2 separate regions of the Homo sapiens genome follow, and region 1 is linked to region 2. The links are chromatin contacts, found by Hi-C or POLR2A ChIA-PET in ENCODE. All regions are on one chromosome and are shown on one strand. Each heading gives the region's core, a stretch centred on a gene start or an enhancer-like site at or near the end of the contact. The rest is flanking DNA. Distances are from core to core; before and after follow the strand shown. Region 1 overlaps SLC16A10 (solute carrier family 16 member 10). Region 2 holds the start of SLC16A10 (solute carrier family 16 member 10).

Region 1 (2,700 bases), core at 148-2,647, 42 kb after region 2:
AAAGGCTATTTCTAAACACTAGACACAAAATAGGGATTAGGAAGTAGTGGGGGTTAGGAGAAAAAGCAAAATCCTGTTGTGCATGGAGAGGGACATTGTTGAAACTGTGGCTTCTTGAGATTACATGAGTGAACCTGCGTGGACTGGGTCGTCTTCCCTATTCACCAAGCTGAATCCAGGCCCAATCCAAGATTACTGCTGCCTTTGCTCTGAGGCTTTAGACTGTTAGTAGCTTTTCTCGTCTCTACTGAGGCCAAAAGGGGCAGTGATACCCTTGAATTTTCTTCTTAAAACAGGGTTTCATTTCCTTGGAAGTTTGTTTCTTTGAATCTTTCTGTCAGTTTAACTGTTATCATCAATTGGTTAGCATTCTAATAATAATTATAATTATAGTAAACATTTATTGAGTGCTTACGAAGAGCCAGTTCCAAGCTTTTTTATCTCCATTATTCTGCTACTTTCCTTCTCATTTTACAGATGAGGAAAATGAGGCACAGAGTGGTTAATTAATCTGTTTGAGGTCCCGTAGCAGGTCAGTGATGCCAGGGTTCAAACCTACACTTAACTCTACACTAGAGACTGTTTTCTTAATTATTTCTTCACAATCATATGTTTAATGATTACTTATTGATTATTTAGTGGTCTGATAAGAAGAGGGAGCGGTGCTCTTCTGTTGGAGAAGAAAGGCTGGCTGATCAAGACACACTGGTTGGTTTGAAGAAAAAATATAGATGTTAATTCCATAACACCACACTCTAAACATTTCTACTGGACGAGTTCCACCTGTGTGCCACTCGAAGTCGGATGCAGTAAGGAAGGCTTTTTATTGAGGAGAGAACGAATACCTCTGTATTCAAAAGAGAGTGTGTTGTTCCTTATAGAAGATGGAAGGGGGCTTGCCAGTGACAGATTATGATGATTACCTCCTTAGTGGTTTTTTTTTATTGCACAGACTATAATAATAATTATAAAAATTTGTAAATCAAGAAAAATCTTTACCCCAACAAATTGTTTTTATATTTTTCATATTCATATTTTTTCATATTCATTTTATTTTTTCATATTCAAAAATAAAACAATTTTCATATTCATTTCAATTGTTTATTTTTTCATATTCAAAAATAAAACAATTTTCATATTCATTTCAATTGTTTTATTTTTTCATATTTTTCATATTTCATATTTTTTCATTTTTATACACAGTTATAGAGTATCTACTTATTTTTCATTTAACATTATGCTATAACAGGTTTTAAAGTTAGGCAGTAAGTCTTTCCAGTGAAAAGGAAAAGACTGAAACATGAAAAGGTTACGAGGCATTACTAATTGATTGGAATGATGCCTACCAGGCAGCCCATGTCAGTTTTGGAGCTGGCCTTGGAAGGAACAGCTGTGTATTTGGACCTTGGAGCAGTCTGTCAGGCTTCCAAGAAAGTGGGCAAAGAAGGAAGGGGGGTTGGGGGCACAAGTGGAAAAGTACAGTGGTTTGGAACTGATGTGAAACTATCAAGCTGGTTGAGTTCAGTGTTAGAAAATAGGAAAAACAAAACAATTTCTACCTGATATGGTACTTTAATTGAGGTTAGCACTTCAGTGAATAGGCAATGCATTATAATTTGTCAGAATTATCAATATTTTGTTCTTGTCAGTGGCTTTATATTTAATAGTTACATGTTATAAAGCCAGTTTTATCAGTGAAAGAACAAAGTTCTTGACAAATGCTATTTTAGTGATAAAGCTGTTATTCTGTATTTAAATTCAGTTTAACTCAAAGTGGTTTTTAAGTTTTACATTTGTATAACTGTAGACTAGCCATATGGCATTCAAAGGCCTCCAAGATATAACTTGAGACACTCTTAGGATGGAATCCCATATTCAGAATCTTTACTGACAGCTCCCCATATCCAAATTGCCTTTTCTCTCTTGGGCCTCTGGGTGTGACAAGGGACAACTTGAGTGAAAGGCCACAGGACAAAGTAGAGATGCTGTTAAATCTCAATGCAGAAGGCCTGAGACAACTGATAGAGACAATTGTTTCTCTTTTCTCCCTCATAAAATAAGTAAAATTCAAAGTGATTTTTTTTTAATTTTTTGCTTTGACACATTGTGTTTAGTCTGATTGAGGTCATCTTACACAACAGAATCCAAAATCCTGAGAAAATAATTTATACAACTAGAATTCCAAAATTAGGTTTTGCATTAAGTTCAAGCTATCATTTCTTTAAGAAAACCTACACTGGAGTTACCAACTGGAATATTTGGTTATGAGACACAGTCATCATGTCAGAGTATGTAGTTTGCTTCTAACACTTATTTGTGTGCTTTTAAGACCTGCTCCCTGCCACACTTTATCATAACAAAAAACAAGAGACACATGTTAGTACTGTAGCATGTATAGTCATGGGGAATGTGTTCTAAACGAAATCCCATCACAGTGGAGTCAACACAATATTTCTAGGGGAGAAGGTCTTCCTGTTAAACTCATGTGAAGGCATTCTTCTCTACTATGGGAACTTGTTTATGTGCCCTCTAGAAGACAGCTGAGATGGTCTTCAGTGAATCTGTTCACTGACATGTTGCTAGTTTCTTTATGTTTACATGTAAACAGTGCTTAGAAGCATCTTTCCCCAAGCTGTTCTTTTTTTGATGGACTCCCCCTTTTTGGGGGAGTATCAGTTGAATGAGCACTGTTGTACTCTC
Region 2 (2,700 bases), core at 113-2,612:
ATACAGATGACCTTCAGAACTTTTAGAGGTTTTAAAGTAAGTATCTAATCAGTCTTCTACCAATGTACATTATACTTCCAAATTTTCCTTATTTCCAACAATACTGGGGTATCATCTTCATACATACATTTTTGTGCACTTATGTGCCTATTCCTTTGTTTACTATTTTACCCTCATTTCTAAGGCAGATTACACTTGAGCTATGTTCCCCATTCCACAACCAAGCACGGCTTGCTTTCCTTAGTTTATGCTATTTTCTCTACCTGGAATGCTCTTTTCCTGTCTTGACCCACTGAAGTCGTATGTATGAATCAGGGCTTCGGCCAAAGGCTGTTTGCTGTAGAGGCTCTTCTACAGTGTTTGGAGAGAATTTAAGGGACTATCTCATCTCTCTCTTTTGTACATGTATTATAACACATCATCTGAGCCTCCTAGTCTCTCCCAGGACTCTTTTTTCCTACCAGTTTATCAACTGATAAGAGGCAGAAACGAGATCAATCGCACTCATCTGTGTACTCTATCACAGTGGTGGGCACATCAAGTAACTAGCATATTTTGACTTTGATTGAAGTGAAGAATACGAATAACAGAAATTAAGAAGCATCCTCAATATTGCATAGCAGGTTACTCTTCTTTTCTTTTACATAGGATGGCACTCCATGCTTCAGGGAGACAGAGGAGTTGAATACAGGTTTTAGTTTTTGTTTAAAGTGAAAACGACTCTGATGTAGTTGAAAAGTAATGCTTTCTAGCTGTCTGTTAAAAATGTTTGTTGGTTGAAGACTTCGGAATTGCAGTCCAGTGAGGACTGAAAATAAGCATCTTTGGTGTGCCAAATATTCATAAGGAAATTGTATACGAATGCAAGAGAATGGAACTGAAGTAATAAAATAAGGGCTCTGATCCTTCAGATGACTTATTTAAGAAGCCAGGTGGCATAACGAATCTTACATATTATAATTAGTACTGAGAGGTGAATGCCAAAACATAAAACAAACACAATCGAGACAATGTTAGTGTGACTGTGACGCTGTGTCGGTGAGTTGAGGCTAACGATCCAGTGTGGCTCTCCTGAAGGCCCACCGCGCCCGCACCTAGGAGACGCGCCCCTTCTGCTCATGCTTTGAGGCGGGGTGACCCACACATCTGTGCCCCTCTCTGAGCAGGAGGAGGCCCCGTCGCAGACGCGCGCGCAGACAGCGTCTGCCGCGGGCACCTGGGGCCGCGCGCCGCGGGGCGCCCCGCCTCCGCTCTCCGAGGCCCAATCATCTGGAGGCTGTGGGGGCACGTCCCGCTCCCGGCCACGCCCCCAGCCGGCGGGGCGGGGGGTGCTTTTAAGAACCGGCGGCTGGCAGTGGGCTCAGTCGGGGGTGCGGGGCTGTGACCTAGAGGCTTCAGTGTCGATCCCCGAGGTGTTCGCGCGCGCCAGCTGTCCTCGCGGCCGCCTGCGCGCTGGCCGCCTGCGCGCTGCCAGCCCGCCCGCCCGCCAGGGGCTCCGCCGCCCTCGCCTCGGCCTCGTTAGCCCGCCAGGAGCCCCGCAGCTCCTCCGGGAGCCCGCTGGTAACTCGCGTCCCTCGCGCTTCTCCGGCGCCTGAGGGGCCCGCCTCGGGCCATGGTGCTCTCCCAGGAGGAGCCGGACTCCGCGCGGGGCACGAGCGAGGCGCAGCCGCTCGGCCCCGCGCCCACGGGGGCCGCTCCGCCGCCCGGCCCGGGACCCTCGGACAGCCCCGAGGCGGCTGTCGAGAAGGTGGAGGTGGAGCTGGCGGGGCCGGCGACCGCGGAGCCCCATGAGCCCCCCGAACCCCCCGAGGGCGGCTGGGGCTGGCTGGTGATGCTGGCGGCCATGTGGTGCAACGGGTCGGTGTTCGGCATCCAGAACGCTTGCGGGGTGCTCTTCGTGTCCATGCTGGAAACCTTCGGCTCCAAAGACGATGACAAGATGGTCTTTAAGACAGGTGAGGCGCGGCGCCCGCCGAGGCCAGCCTGGGCGACCCGCGTGGGGCCCCCGAGCGCATCCCGCGTGTGGGCTGTGTCTGCCTCCGAGTGTGCATGTCGGTGGGTCCCTGTGCCAGAGGGTGCGAGCAGGGGGGTCTTTCGAGTTGCAGACAGAGCCTGCCGCTTCTGGGGCCTCGGGGTGCCCGTCTTTATATGGAATCCAGCTGCAGAGCTGTGTGTTTGCAAGCAGGTCGCAGAACTTACTTGCCGAGATCGTCCTCCTTTCCCCTCAGCAGAGCAGACGCTAACAGTCCACAGGAGCCCTTCCTTTTATTGTTTGAAAACAAACAGAACCCCAGAACCTTCAACCCCAGTCATCGCCCTGTCATTTTTGTGGTCTCTTTCGTGACTATGCCAGTTATGTAGTTCTTCACCTGCCTCCCTGGGCCGCAGAGGGGTGTGCGTATGTTGGCGGGGCGGGGGGTGGAGTTTGGAGGAATGAAAGAGATTTGTACGAAGGTCACTGGAGTTCCAAAGGGGGCCCTGCAAGAGTCACGGTTCCGTGCGTTCCCGTCCCCCCGCCTTTTTTTGCCCTCTGGGTTAAATGTAGAAAACACGGGAGGCAGCCGGATTAGGGACTAGGATGAGGAAGGTGAAGGGTTGCTTCTTCCCTCTTCCTGTTGTGTTTTTTGACATTTTTTTTTAACCATATAGTAAATTAGATACAAAAGGTGCAGATTCAGCGTTTTCTCCCTGTAGAGCATT

What was found. A loop is a pair of places that touch in the nucleus more often than their neighbours do. ChIA-PET counts read pairs that join two places held with the same protein, here RNA polymerase II (POLR2A). Pooled maps may share reads with other maps.
Region 1: a map of psoas muscle shows a loop between it and region 2 (2.2-fold over the local background). The contact joins the enhancer-like site here to the promoter of SLC16A10 in region 2. A Hi-C loop is called at or near these places in 9 of 168 maps with a recorded cell type or tissue (CD14-positive monocyte, CD4-positive, alpha-beta T cell, CD4-positive, alpha-beta memory T cell and 5 more), 1 of 37 single-sample maps with no recorded cell type and 13 of 50 pooled maps. POLR2A ChIA-PET finds 5 or more read pairs at or near these places in 8 of 52 experiments (CD4-positive, alpha-beta T cell, CD8-positive, alpha-beta memory T cell, HEK293 and 5 more).

What each region holds. Positions count from the first base shown.
Region 1 is chr6:111,127,819-111,130,518 of GRCh38, forward strand. All of the region lies in intron 1 of SLC16A10 (solute carrier family 16 member 10), which reads left to right. Among named protein-coding and RNA genes, the nearest start is that of SNORD166, 15 kb to the left of the region's middle. Within about 2 kb of position 1,398, at least 5 of the 41 ENCODE cell types and tissues checked have a DNase peak (open chromatin) inside an H3K27ac peak, as active enhancers do; they include gastrocnemius medialis and psoas muscle, where a contact is called at or near this core.
Region 2 is chr6:111,086,141-111,088,840 of GRCh38, forward strand. It overlaps SLC16A10 (solute carrier family 16 member 10), which reads left to right and starts at 1,363. Exons shown (of 6, transcript NM_018593.5): 1 at 1,363-1,955. The coding sequence starts at 1,613. RefSeq lists silencers at 1,044-1,723, 1,754-1,933 and an enhancer at 1,746-2,246.